Linked DNA regions of Homo sapiens: region 2 is linked to region 1. Evidence: chromatin contacts called from ENCODE Hi-C data. All regions are on one chromosome and are shown on one strand. The core of a region is the stretch at or near the end of the contact, and the rest is flanking DNA. Distances in the headings are between cores, read along the strand shown.

What was found. A loop is a pair of places that touch in the nucleus more often than their neighbours do. Pooled maps may share reads with other maps.
Region 2: a pooled map of psoas muscle shows a loop between it and region 1 (4-fold over the local background). The contact joins the promoter of MITF here to the enhancer-like site in region 1. A Hi-C loop is called at or near these places in 2 of 50 pooled maps.

The regions. Positions count from the first base shown.
Region 1 is chr3:67,645,185-67,652,189 of GRCh38, reverse strand. All of the region lies in intron 1 of SUCLG2 (succinate-CoA ligase GDP-forming subunit beta), which reads left to right. Among named protein-coding and RNA genes, the nearest start is that of SUCLG2, 5.9 kb to the left of the region's middle. RefSeq lists enhancers at 1,406-1,455, 4,391-4,685 and a silencer at 4,391-4,685. Within about 2 kb of position 4,594, at least 8 of the 41 ENCODE cell types and tissues checked have a DNase peak (open chromatin) inside an H3K27ac peak, as active enhancers do.
Region 2 is chr3:69,735,202-69,742,206 of GRCh38, reverse strand. MITF (melanocyte inducing transcription factor) reads right to left here and starts at 2,743. Exons shown (of 10, transcript NM_001354604.2): 1 at 2,506-2,743. The coding sequence starts at 2,609. RefSeq lists a silencer at 2,508-2,807 and a promoter at 2,607-4,949.

The DNA of each region.
Region 1 (7,005 bases), core at 3,345-5,844:
TAGTGTCATTGAAGTTTTTTTTTTTTTTTCACCTTTGCTGTTAGCTTTACTGTTTTGACTTTTGATTGATAGTACGTCCTTAAAGGGTCCACTTTAGTCATTTCTTATTTTTCATATAGTTTTTATTCAGCCCATACCATTTGGCAGGACTGTTGTAGGCCCTGGGGTTTGGGGATGGTGAATGAGGCAGGCAGAGTCTTTGGCCACGTGATACTTTATTTTAATGGAGGTGGGAGAGAGTGAGCCAGTACACATATAACCAATAATGAAAATGATTTCAGCCAATGACAGATTCTGTGAAGAAAATCAGTCAGGGTCATGGGATGGAGAATGGATTGCTTCACAGCAGGGTAGTTTAGACTGGATGATCAGAGGAGACCTATTTGATATGGTGTGTTTTTGATTGGCATAATTTTTTAAACTGAAATATAAGACATACTGAAAAATGAACAATTACAAATGAACAACTTGATGAATTTTCATAAACTGAATGCAAACCCAGCTAACTAGGTACAGATGAAGAAAACGATCATTTAACAACAACCCAGAGGCCCCCTGGTGCTCCTGCCTGTCACTACCTCCACCCTACAAAGGGTCACCAGTCCCCTGACTTATAACGCTGGTTTTGTTCAGTTTTGTACTTTAGGTGAAATTATATGTAGGCATACACATACTTCACATTGCTCAGCATTATATGTAAGTGATCCTGGAGATGGCCTTTTTGACATATGAGCTGAGACCTGAGCGATGAAAGGTAGCCAGCTAGGTGAGACTAAGGGGAAGAGTGTGTTAGGCAGAGCAGACAGCAAGTGCAAAGACTGAGATGAGAATGAGCTGGGCATGTCTAGGTAATTAGAGGGGGAAAGTGGTAGTAGACTAGGTCTGAGAGGAAGACAAGGGCCAAATCATGTGGAGACCTGCAGGGTCTGCTAAGGAGGTTTCAGGGGTTTAAACCATACAGAGGCTGAATCCCAGTCCTGGCAGCCAAAGCACAGGCATGTAATTAATGTACTGTACACGCCCCCTGTTATAAATCTAAGTTAGGCTGGCTTTGAAACTTTTAGCAGAGTGGTGTTCAGTGAATTTAGCAGTAAGGGTCTAACCATGGTTAGAAGTCTTTCCAAAGACCTAAATCCTGGTAGACAGGGGCCATGTTGCTGTGTCCATATAGCCAAGTGAAAAGTGTGTGCAGTACTTGGTGGTGTAATATAGCCAGGCACTGCCATGGTGGGCAAGATATGAGTACATACTGCCAGTCAAGTCTTAGGGGAAATGTTGGCTGAGGGCACTGAGTTTGAAATGGTTCTTAAGTCTAAGCACAGTTTTGTTGTCTCTTAGGGTATTTCCCCTCTCTTTGGCTAGTGGAAGTTCATGGAGCTCTCTTGTAGGAGAAGCACTGCCTTTCAGGTCTCCAATTTTATTTTACTTTTTTTTTGAAAGAGAGTCTCACTCTCACCCAGGCTGGAGTGCGGTGGCCTGATCTTGGCTCACTACAACCTCCTCCTCCTGGGTACAAGCGATTCTCCTGCCTCGGCTTCCTGAGTAGCTGGTACCACAGATGCACGCCACCATGCCTGGCTGATTTTTGTATTTTTAGTAGAGATGGGGTTTCGCCATGTTGGTCAGGTTTGTCTCAAACTCCTGACCTCAAGTGATCTGCCCCCTTCAGCCTCCCAAAGTGTTGGGATTACAGATGTGGGCCACTGTGCCTGGCCAGGCCTCCTATTTTAGAATCCTTGTTGTATGTTTTCTGTGCAGCCCAGAGCTTCTGTCCAGGGACTTACAGAGGAATGTATGTTGTCAAAGAAACTGCTTAAACCCATGCCCCTGCTGTTGTATACTCAGAAAGAATGGCTCCAGCCTAATTTTCTGCCTTTACGGAAGTGGGAGGAGAAAGATGAATGCATGACTTTTGTAAGTGAAGGACTAAAGGTTATGGGCAAGTTCTTATCAGCTAAATGAGGCTGTGGCGGCTGCATTGGAAGTTGTGACTTACCTGTATCTCCCTCTTGCCTAGGAGAATAAATATTTGACTTTTTTCTTTTTTTAAAATGAAGTACAGCTGCAATTTCTGCTTTTAGAAAAGGGAATCCATCTCAAATAATTTAGATGCTAAACTATTGACCTTCCTTGTGGGGAAGACCGTTAAGTGATAGCTTTGTCCTAAATTGGTTTTGTTTGCTGTAAATAAGGCATTTCTTTTATGGGTGAGTGATTGAGTGCACAGACCCACAGTAGTGAGAACATTCCTGCCCTCGTACCCTGGTCTAGTTCTGCAGGCGCAAAGCCCAGAAAGTCACTGAAATATGGCATATTTGGGGGAGGAAAAGAAATTACATAAGTAACCTCAGATCATTTGTCCTTCAGCTGTCTTTACCACTCAATCTGCAATTGTCACTTGATGCATCACTTTCTGTTACTTGATGGAAAAGTTTTACTGAAGAACTTGAGAGATTTGGAAATATTTGAACAAATGATAATATCAGTACACTAATGAAATTTGGAGATTAATCTTGAGAGTTTGTGAGGAAGGTGGAGGTGATGAAGAAGGCAGTCCAGGTGAATTCATGCAGAGGCAGAGGTGAGAGAACAGGGGGAGAGTAGTTGTAGTGAGCAGTTTAGTATGGAGAAGGGAGAGGTGGATAGCAGAAGTTGAGGGACAATGGCACTTTTGGGTATACAAAGAAGTCTAAATGGGGCTTCAGAAAGCCCAGAATTCAGCAGGGAATAAAATTAACCCCCACAACTGAAAAATCAAACAAATATCATTTATGTAGCAAATATTTTCTGAATGCTTATTACAGCTCATTCTTTATAGAATGTTGGGCAGATAAATATGACTGAGTGAATGCAGACAGGAATAAGAAACACAGCTCCTACCTTCAGAGGGCACAGAGGTACAACTGGCCTATAAACCTGTAGTTATACTAAAACATAGTGGGTACTGCAATTGAGCTGTGTTCTTAGCCTTCTAAGATACTGTTGGCCTCTGTCAACCACTTACCCTGTGTCTGCAGAACTATTCCCTCTGATCATTCATTGCCTGATCTCTGTCTTCATCAGCTTTCTGATTCAACGTTGATTCTTCAGATAGGCTTTTTCCTAATTACCTTACCCAGCCCTGCCTTTCCAGGGATTATTCTCTGTACCCTTATCTGCTTTGTTCTTTATAACACTTGACTGTACCTGGTAGTGTTATTTGTTCATTGGCCGTCTTCCCCGCTCTCCTACAAGTTTAAGAATGTAAGCTCCACAAAGGCAAAGTGATACAGCTTAATGTAACAGCGTGAGTGATTCCCCAGCTGGCCGGAGTTGGTATTCAGTAAGCATTTGTGGTCTCAGTCAATGAGTAGGGTGCACAGAGAAGGGAGAGGGAGGTAAGGAACAGGAGAAGTTGAGGGATGATGTGGCTCATTTCAGCAAATGAGGAAGAAGGAAGGGGCTATAGAAATCCTAGTTGTGAAAGGGTCCTCATAATCATAGAACTGTTCCTTGGGCATGTAGTATATAACAAGGCTGCGTGAAGTAATCTCCACACATTATTTCTTTAACCCTTACAACATCACTGCAGGGGAGATTTCACAGTCTCCATGTTTTATAGAAGCAGTCAGAGGCATAGAGAGGCCCTATAGTCATTTGCTTAAAATCACAGTGCCAGGGAGTCACCCGCCTCATGCTGATAAAGGACTTATGCTGTTAAATTATTAAGCTCTGTCACTGAAAGATCCTAGTTGGGCTGAACTAGGCAGTTAAACTGATTGCTTACCTTTCCCCATCTTTTTGCCCTTGAGTGACACTCGCCTTTGGTCATTTGGACTTGTGCTGATGAAGGTGTGCTGATCAACTTGGCATGGTTGCCCTTTCTGGACTCTTATCCACCTTCCTCTCTCTCTGGCTTCAGGGTCTTGTCAACAGAGTAGTAGGGAGATTAAAGACACGAAGTCTGGGTTCAAATTCAACGGAGTTCAAATTCTTATGGGATCTCCCATGTTCTTTCTCTGCAACCTGGAGCAAATTATTGAACCTGACTGAGCCTCAATTTACTGTTACTTGAAAAGGGGATCATTTGCACAGATAGTTACAAAGATTAAATAAGATGATATTTAAGACATTTGGCATATGACCCGATGGTGGGCCCAGGATGATTATTTCTCTTGCACTGAATTTGAAGCTAAATTCGCTGGTCTTTTTAAAAGGCTTTATTGAGCTAGAATAATTTTGCTTTCCCAGATTCAGTAAGCATTTATCATGTGCTGCCATCTCAGGATTAGTCACTGGCTTGGTGCTTCCATACATTTTATTTCACTTCATCCTTGCAGTAGCCATGTGAAATAGGAGTTATTGTTCCCAGCTTACTTCTGGGGAATCTGAGGCTCAGAGGGGTGAAGATCTGCCTCCCGGGCTCTGATTATCTTCAGGATTCCACAGTTGGGATGAATGTCTGGTGAGGCCTGAGGTGGCAGTGGGGAGGAGCTCATGGGGAGCTTAATTGTACCATCCTGGTTATTACTCATTTCACAAACATTTACATGTCTCAGTGTTGACTTAGTAGTGACGACTGCTGGACCTCGTGCATCAAAGATTTGAGGTGAGGGAACACTTAAAGAATTGGCAGTAGCCACAGCATGAACCAACGGCCAACTGGACATGACTTTCACTGTGTGCTTAGCACAAACTACTGCCCTCAGCGTTTCAAGAATGCTGGAGAAATTGTGAAATGTCATTGCCTTTGCAGAGTGGGCTTTGGGGGATGGTGTTGGAGGATGGAGTTTCCTGGTATTCTGGGTTCAGACTTTGACCAGTGTACTGAGTATGGTCAGCTTTTACCCTTTCTAGAAATGATTCCAAAAGAATAGGACTTAGGCAGTAGCCATAAATGCATAGATTTCTAACATTTACCTTTGAATTTTATTTTTATTTTAAAATTCGAGGGATTTGACATAATATATGAATTGTTAATGGAGACATGGCAAAGCACAAGGCATGGTTTGTGTAAGTTTGGGTCCTGTGGGTTGGAGTGGGGGGACTAGCATCTTTTTTCTGCTCCCATCCATTTCTCCCTGTGCTTGCTGTATTTCCATTTGTGGGCTGTCTTAGTCCCAGAGTTGTGACTTGAGAGCCCTAAGGAGGTTCAGGAGGGCTGCCTTGTAGAGTTTACGGTGAGAAATGAGGCCAGAGACAAGAGCAAGGACAAGATCGCTGATCCTGGTAGGCCTGGTAATGAAGCTAAGCTTGTTCTTGAGGAGGGCAATAGGGAGCCATTGAAGGGTTTTAGACAGTGAAGTGGCAAGGGCAGTTTAATGCGTAGAGTACTCTTTCTGGATATAGTGTGGAGAGGGTTGGAGAAATGCAAGAATGGAGATCATTTGGGCGACTTTGGCATCGATTCAATGCTGTGAGTCATTATGCCAGGATACTAGACGTACACCGTGAGTGGAATCAGACTGCCCGGGTTTAACTCTTGCCTTCAGCACTCCATAGCTTTGTGATCTTGTGACAATTACTTATATTTCTTTGTAAGATACCTTTTTTTTTTCTTTTTCACATTTCAGTGTCTCTGAAAGCTGAATTTATTTATTTTTATTTATATTTTTTCAGACAGAGTCTCACTCTCTTGCCCAGGCTTGAGTGCAGTGGTGAGATCTTGGCTCACTGCACCCTCCATCTTCCAGGTTCAAGTGATTCTCCTGACTCAGCCTCCCAAGTAGCTGGAATTACAGGTGTACACCACCACACCTAGCTAATTTTTGTATTTTTAGTAGAGATGGAGTTTCACCATGTTGGCCAGGCTTGTCTTCAACTCCTGACCTCAGGTGGTCCACCCACCTGGCCTCACAAAGTGCTGGGATTAAGGCGTGAGCCACCGTGCCCGGCCAAACTTTATTGTTTCGATATTGTCTGGTTTTAAGTAAGGGATCCACCCCCATCTTATTGTCTGTGGCTGAAGTCGGGAGGCCTGTGGAGAGGAACAGCACCATGCTTTCCTCCCTGCCTGAAGCAGGGCTCAGGGCTCTGGGTACAGTGTCTGGGGAGTGGCCTGATCCATTTAGGGCACCATATTCTCCCCTCCCCTCCCCTCTCCTCCCCTCCCCTCCCCTGCCCTCCCCTCCATTCCCCTCCCTTCCCCGTGCCCACAGCATTGATTGGCTTGCCCACAGCATTGAATAGAAGTAGGGATCAGCATTATAGCTTTACCAGAAAATATTAAGGTTTTCTCCTTATCAATGGAGATCTCTTCACATTTTTATAAGGAACTATTTTTTATCCTTTGCTTTTTGTCCCCAGCTTCTGCTTGTACTCTCTTACCTGTTGTTGAGATGCTATGCTATACCATCTGGACTTGAAGGACTTATTTGAGTTAGTAAGTCCTTTCCTACCTTTGAAAGAAAGGGGGAAAACCAGTTCTCATAGGCATTCTCATTCCAGCCTGAGGGCTTACGTGGGCCTTTAATAAGTAATAGAAAGTGGAGAGTTATGAATTATTTTTGATTAAGGGAATAAACTATTAATGATGAGTGTTTCTTTGTTAAGATTCAGGGCTCTTTTAAAGTGATGTATCATTAAAATTGAAAGCCAACAATACAGGGAAAAAAGGAATTTTTCAGCTTTTAACTTTTTTATAATTACCATGGAAAAAAATATACGTGCTATTTGGCACATTAGAAAAACTAAGTAAATTTTGAGATGGTGAAGTTGTAAACAGATTATCCTCATGAATTTTAAAATGATGCAGAAGGACTGAATGGCTGAGTGTTGAATAGGATGGTTGGAAATGGAGGCAGAAGGCTTGTGACTTGTCCTAAGCGAGGGTGGGCCTGAGGACGCTTTTAGGATTGGAGTCCCACGTCCAAAACTCACAGCATAGCATGTTGTGAGTGTCTAATGGATCCTTTCTTTTTTGTTTGATATGAGTATATGATGAGGCTTTTATGACCAGTATAAAATAGCTTTTATGACTATATTTTGTATAAAATATAATTTTAATATGTGGGGAGACTTACAGAG
Region 2 (7,005 bases), core at 1,494-3,993, 2.1 Mb before region 1:
GCAAAATCACCTCCAACTGAGAACCAGTTTTAACAGGAACATTGTGGCTACTATACTGAAAATTCACTAAATGTGGGTATTGCAGTTTAAAAGACTACTGCAATAATCCAGGCAAGGGCTGATGGTGGCTTGGACCAAAGTGGTAGCAGAGGAGGTGGTAAGAAGCGGGCAGATTCTGGACATATTTTCAACTCTAACAACTCTGGACAATCCAGAGAAGACAGTTGATAGGCAGAACGGCTACAGCAGTCTTCACATATCAATTTCAACTTTTTCCGACAAAGACTTGTAAGAAGTGAGGTGCCCCAGCAAAAACATAAGACAAAAAGCAATGAGAGAGAAGGCCCTGAACAATGTGCAGCCCTTTTAAGTCACACAACAGATGTCGACGACAATACCTTAGACAACTGTGGAAAACAGTATAGAGAAATGTTGCCAACTCCATATATTTATTCACAGATTTTATTTAACTGGTTTATTTCAAAGAGCATGTGTGTGCTCCATATACAAGTTTTACAACAACTTTTTTAATTTAGCCTTCCTTTCCCTGCTGGTTCAGGCCCACACCTGTTTCTAGCATTAACGTGTGAAGCCATTTCTTCCCACATACCCACATTTTCCCTTACACGTGCCTGCTAGCTAGCTACTGAGGACGTTCACCCTTACAAGTCTTTTTTGCTGACTCTGAAAAAGAACAGGCCCAAATCGTGCAACATGAGTTTCACGGCACTCATTTGGGTTTTTCCAGATGGTATTTTCCTCGCTCTCTCAAACTGATTTAATGTTATGTATCAGCTACCATCAGAAATGTTCCAAACAGTCCGGTTAATTTATTTCTTTCAGGATTCCACACACACACTCATTCCCTCATTCTGGCCGTGTAAGCATTTGCTTATAGAAGCAAAAGCAGAGACTGCCCAGTAAAACACTGGTCCCTTCAGCCGAATGCAGATAAAGCCCTGATGAGCATAACCAACAATACCCTTCACACAATATTACTCAAAACCCCCAGCCCCCAACACACACAATCTATGCTCACACACAAAACAGCCATTATGAGGAAAAACCACCAACTAAAGGCTGGTTTTATACGTCCAACTGCTTAGGCGGTTTCCTTCCAATCTGCCGTGAAGCATCTACAAAGAGTCTTCAGCAATGGCAGTCAGTAGGACCGCTGTTCCCAGATTTTCTTCCCCAACTTGGATAAAGAGTCCTGCCACAGCCCTGAAGGAAATAAACCTGGCTGCACTTTCCACTAGAAAAAGAACCAGCCCAGTGCTCGCCAGAGGCCAAGATTACACCACTTGGCTCCCCGTTCAGTTGCCCTTCTCCACTCACCCTCATTTCAAGACCCTCTCCCACTCTGCCAGCCAGGCCCATTCACCCAGGCCCCATCCACAGCGAAGGGCAAGGCAGGAAGTTACAGCCGAGTGCAGAAGCCCTGCTGGATGCTTCCAATGATAGCCTTATCCTAGCTCACAGCTTAGAGGGGTGGAAATAAACCCTTCTCAGCTATTCCAGCCTCCATTGACCATGTCCCTTTTAGGAAACATTGTAAACGAGAAGTACGAGGCGTCCAGAGTGGCTGCCGGACAGAGAGAACGGAAGACACCCAATCCATTTCGACAGACAAGTGGGAATGGAGGCAGCAAAAAGGGTGGCTCAAGGGAAGTGGGCACTAGAGGGGATGGGGCATCAGAGCAGTGGATGTCTTCACTCCTCGTCTAAAAAGTTTCTGAAGTCCCCAGCGAATTAAACACGTGTCTCTGCCAAGCGGGGTACACTCCCAGTAACCCCCAAGACCAAGGCTCATTTCCCCTCTGCAGGTAAGGCCTGGATTTGAATGGGACTCTATTTCCAGAGAGTTTAACTTGAACAAGGGGACACGCCCACCGCTGCCCTGGCCCCTCCCGCGCCCGCTAGCAGCGGTCTGGAGGTGAGAGGCGGAGCCCAGAGAAACCTCACCTGCAGGAGCCCAGAGGCTAGTTTCCCCACAGAGACCGGACTCCCAAGAGGTGACTCCAAGCGAACTAATTGCTTCCCTCCAATGTCGCATCTCAGTCCACCCAAAGCTCTCCCTCTCCGAGCCCTCAACCCGCTGGGATCTTCAGAAAGGGGGTTCACTAGAACTCTTTCTCCCCCATCCCACCGGGACAGCGTCCCGGCCCGGCGCTCCTCCTCCCCCACATCGCGCCAGGTCGCTCCCCAGCCCCCAATCAGTCTCAGCAGCTGGCATCCTCGGCCGAGGGTCCCCGCGCCTGGACGCTTCGTCCCCGGCGACCCGCCGCGCCCCCGCGAAGTGCGCTCCATCCGAGCTTCCTAAAGGCGCACTTGGGCCGGGCAGGCGCGGCCCCCAACTGCGAGGGGCAGTTCGCCCTCTGCTCCGGGGCAAGGGCACTGGGTCCTTGTCCCAGAGCTCCCGCGACCCGCTCTCCTCGCCCCAGAGTGGCAGACGCAGTGCCCCCCAGCCGCCCGGTGCGCCTCTGCCCAGCTGTCACCACTCACCTGCTCTTCAGCGGTTGACTTTTGAGTTCGTAATAGGTTTTGGGCTCTTCATGAAACTCCTCCCCGACTTCGAAATCCGGCACGATCCCCGATTCGGACTGCATGGCTCCCGCTTCCCGTCCTTCCACTGCTGGAAAGTGAGAACAGAGCCCGGGGGCGGAGGGAAGGTAGCTGGGCCTGGGTCCCCCGAGCCGTGCGCCCCGGCGCAGTGCCGAGCTCTGCCCGCTCGCCGGCTCGCGGCCGCCCGCCCCAGCGCGGGGAGTTTACACTCGCACCCGGGCGGGAGGGGCTGGCGGCCGAGCGCCGCCTGGGATCTGTAGTTCGGCCCGGGCGGGGCATTCCCAGCTCGCCTGGGGAGCCGCTCCCACGAAAACTACAGCTCCCAGAAGGCCAGGCGGGGGAGAGGCAACGTGGTGGACACCGCTAGTGCAACTCCTGTTTGGATTCATTGTCAATGTCAGCAGCTCCTCTCCCTCCTCTCTCCCCACTTGCTTCAAGGGTACAGACTTGGCTACTTAATATGAATAAGAATGGACACTGACTGCTCTTCTACCATCGCCCCGACCTCTCAGCTCAGACATCTGCGAGGGCACGCCAAGTGCTTATTTTAAAAATAAAATAGTCAAGGGTTTTGGCACAAGAAAGTTTTAGCATTCGAGCCTGTCTTAAAATAAAAGGACTTCCTATCAGCTCGCATGCTTCCCTGGGCTGCTGCGACATATCAGCTTGTCCTCGGATTGGAACAACGAGGAAGAACTTTCCTTCGCTCTGTAATGAAAACGTTATTGGAGAAATTGTTCTTGTGCGTTCCTTTTCTAGAACTAAGTCTGGACTTTTACAATAGTATTCATCAGTTGAATGGCTCTTTCCCCTTTATCCAAGTAGCCACTTCTAATCTACAGCAGCAATTGAAAGATTCGGTTAATTTTAAAAGGCACAAAGTTACAAAATAGCGTCGTTGCTCTCTGCTTTTAATTTCTCAGTTGACTGGGAGTTCAAATGAGATTTGTCCTAGCATTTCAGGAGTGAAGATGTACAAGTGAACTGTACAAGTGTCCACCCCTTCCCGAGCTTCCCGGAACTCACTTAGGGAAGAGAATTTTAAAACTCTCCGTTGTGGCTCATTTGTACTTCTAGTTCTTCCCTCTGATTAGCTCCAGTAGGACGTGTTCCTTCTTTTCAAAAGTGTTTTGAGGCATCAGGGAGGCAGTATAGAGTTACAGTGGCATTTAAAGGTATAAGACTCAGAGTTGAAATCCCCAGTCCTTCTAAGAAGAGCTGTGCAATCCTGAGCATGTCACTTGGTTCCTAGAAGCCTCCATTTCTTCATCCATAAAAGAAGAGATTGGCAAACCAGTTTTAGAAGATGTTGCAAGGTCAAATGTAAGAGAAAGTGATTTGCAATCTATAAAAACTCTGCTCAGTGGTCATTCTTTATTAGGTCTTGAAGTTATTCCTTTCAGATTAACATCTCATTTTGGTGTTTGGCCTTTCAGAATTAATAAACTAAATGACTGTCCTAGGAGAAAATTCTAAAGAGGCTACAGTGACAACTGGGCACCTCCCAGGAGTTACCCCTTTGCATATCTTGCCTCCCACTGAAACATTTTAATTTCACATCAGAAAAGACATCCAGTAGGATGGATCGATGTTAGGGCTGGAGTTCTCAAGGTGATTTGGAAAAAGTGCAGAAGGCACACTATGTTGCAGTAGCAATTACCAAATTTTCAGAATAAAAATTAGTCCCCAACATACGACTTTTAGGCCCTCCCCTGAAACTATTAAACTATGTCAGAATACCTGAGAACACCCCTAAGGAAAGTGGGAGTTTTGTGCTCATAAAAGTGGGATCCTAGATTCCTTAATAGATGGACTGCTGGAAATTAGCTGTCAAAAGCAAACAAAGAAAACGTGTTTCCTTCATGTTCTCTGGGAGAGAAAGAAGAAAGATCAAACATGAAGGAAACATGCAGTCTAGACTTCTAATCTCATCTGGGCTCTCAATTATCAGTGCTTGGAATATGGGAGGAGGGGTTGTCATAATAACTTATGGATGTTACAGACGTTTAAGGGGTATGGGCCAGAGACACTACACATATTGCACAATAACAAATTTTCTTGTCCAAATTTCAGTGGTATGTATCCCCATTGAGAAACATGGGAAGCTGCCTAATCTTTGGGCTCACCAGAAGTTTTTTAATCTGAGGGAAGCTACGGATCCTCTTCTCAGAAAATACAGATAGAAACAAAACTGTGCATAATTTTGGTCAGCTGACCCACTGAAGGCTATCACAGACTTTATGTTACAACTGCAGTTTATAACTTCTTTAGATCTGCAGTGAAACAGTCTACCCATCACTTATTACATCAAATAGTGACCTTCCAGACCTAAGGGACTAACCTCAAAGGAAAGAAAACTCAGGAAAACCAAGACCTCCGAATTCATCTTCAACTAAGTACACCCGCAAGAGAGGTCTCCAGGGTGCAGACCTCTGAGCTGAGGTTGTCCTGAGGTTCACACAGATAGCTGTTATTTTTTTCTCCTATACCTTTTCTTCTGGTCTCATCCTACTCCTTGTTCAGGAAAACTTATTTTCCATTACATATGGCTGGGTTATCCATTACAGTGCAGTCTGCTACCCAGTGCATTCTGATTCCTTTAAGACTGGACAGGGGACCTTGAGATGACTAGAAGTCCTCCTTAGGACTTCTCTGCTAGGGCAATGGGAGAAGACTGTTTGCTTTGCTAGAAAGAAGAAAATCTGGAGCTACTTACCCATGGGCAATTAGGGAAGCTAATTTGAAATGGAAGAGAATGAGATAAGATCAACAAAAAGAAGAAGAGACAAGCAAAGATAAAGAATAGAAAAGTACGACAACATTGTTTCACTTCCTTGTTCCAACCATACCTGAAGTCAGATATCCTTGGACTTTTTAGATATATGAACAAAAAAAAATTCCTTTTTGCTAGAACTATTTTTTTGTCACTTGCAACCACAAGAGCTTCGCATAATCACCATAAAAATATTTCACTCCTTTAAATGGATGATTTTCTGTGGATTGCTATACCATTAATCCACATAACCAAAAGCTGGCCACCTGATAGATGTACCCTGTAATCCCTCTTCATTAATGAGTTAAGCCCTAGGGTTAGGTACCACTTTGAAAAATAGATGATAACAGGCAATAGATCCATACATTTAAACTAAAGACTGAGCCTATTAAATGTACAAAAGCAATGACTACAGATTATAATTGTTGTTATTAATATTACATGTATTTATGTAATACATTACTTTTTACATACACTTGTCACATACATCTCTTATTTGAGCTCACAAAAATCCTTCAGAGATGGATAGGCAAGGGTTCCCCATTTACTCTATACTAAATATGTGCAAGGTATGGGCATGGCAATGTGTTAGGTACCTGGAATACAAAAATATATTTGACTTCCTCCCTCCCCTCATGAAGCTTCCAGTCCATGAGTTGAGTCAAGGCTTGTAACACAATGAGAAACCACACATAAAGCAGCAATGCTAAGCAGCAGATACCCAGTGTATGATTTGTACTCTCATATCCTCTTAGCTCAACAGCTATTTTTGGTGCATCCACTCTGTGCCAGGCACATTGTGCCCTAGGTATGGGGAAATAGCAATGATGACACATATGTGGTCCCTGCACACAGGACATGGTCCTTGACCTTTTAGGAGTAGAAATGGGCAGGATTTAATGGATAACAAGAGCGATAGATAAATACTACAATTGTCTAAGAAAAGAGCAACCACTGGGGGTCGGGATATTAAGACTCCTGGAAGCGATGTGACTAAGCTCCATCTTTTAAAAAAAAAATCTAGGGTATATGAAAACTAAATGTAATCAAGCCCCTAGGTCTAACCACCAGTTCACAGGAAAAAAAATGCAAGAGAAGACCACGTCAATAACATCACAAAAATAGAATCAGACAACCCAGAGATTTAAAAATTCTGTAAGACATTGAGAAATTCTTCAAAAAATAAATAGCATGAAATAAAGGGGAAGGAAGAACTTGTAAAGGCTTTAGAAGATTTAAGAGACATATTAGGCATGTGAATTATATATCAATAAAAAATGAATTAGAGGCTGGGCTTGGGGGTTCATTCCTATAATCCCAGCACTTTGGGAGGCCAAGGTGGGAGAATTGCTTGATCCCAGGAGTTTGAGACAAGCCTGGGCAATACAGAGGGACCTCATATCTACTAAAAATTATAAATAAATAAATAAACAGGAAAAAAGAGACATATCACTGAAATACCTTATGTGGACTTTATTTGGACCCTGATTAAAACAAACCAATTGTAAAAATTCATTCTGGGGAAAACTGGGAGAGTTTGAACGTGGGCTGGAATTGAATGACATTTTAAAAGTATTGTTAATTTGTATTAGGTATGATAAGTATATTATGCTTATCTCATTTTTATACTCTTTCTGTTAGAAATACATATAAAGTATGTATGGGTG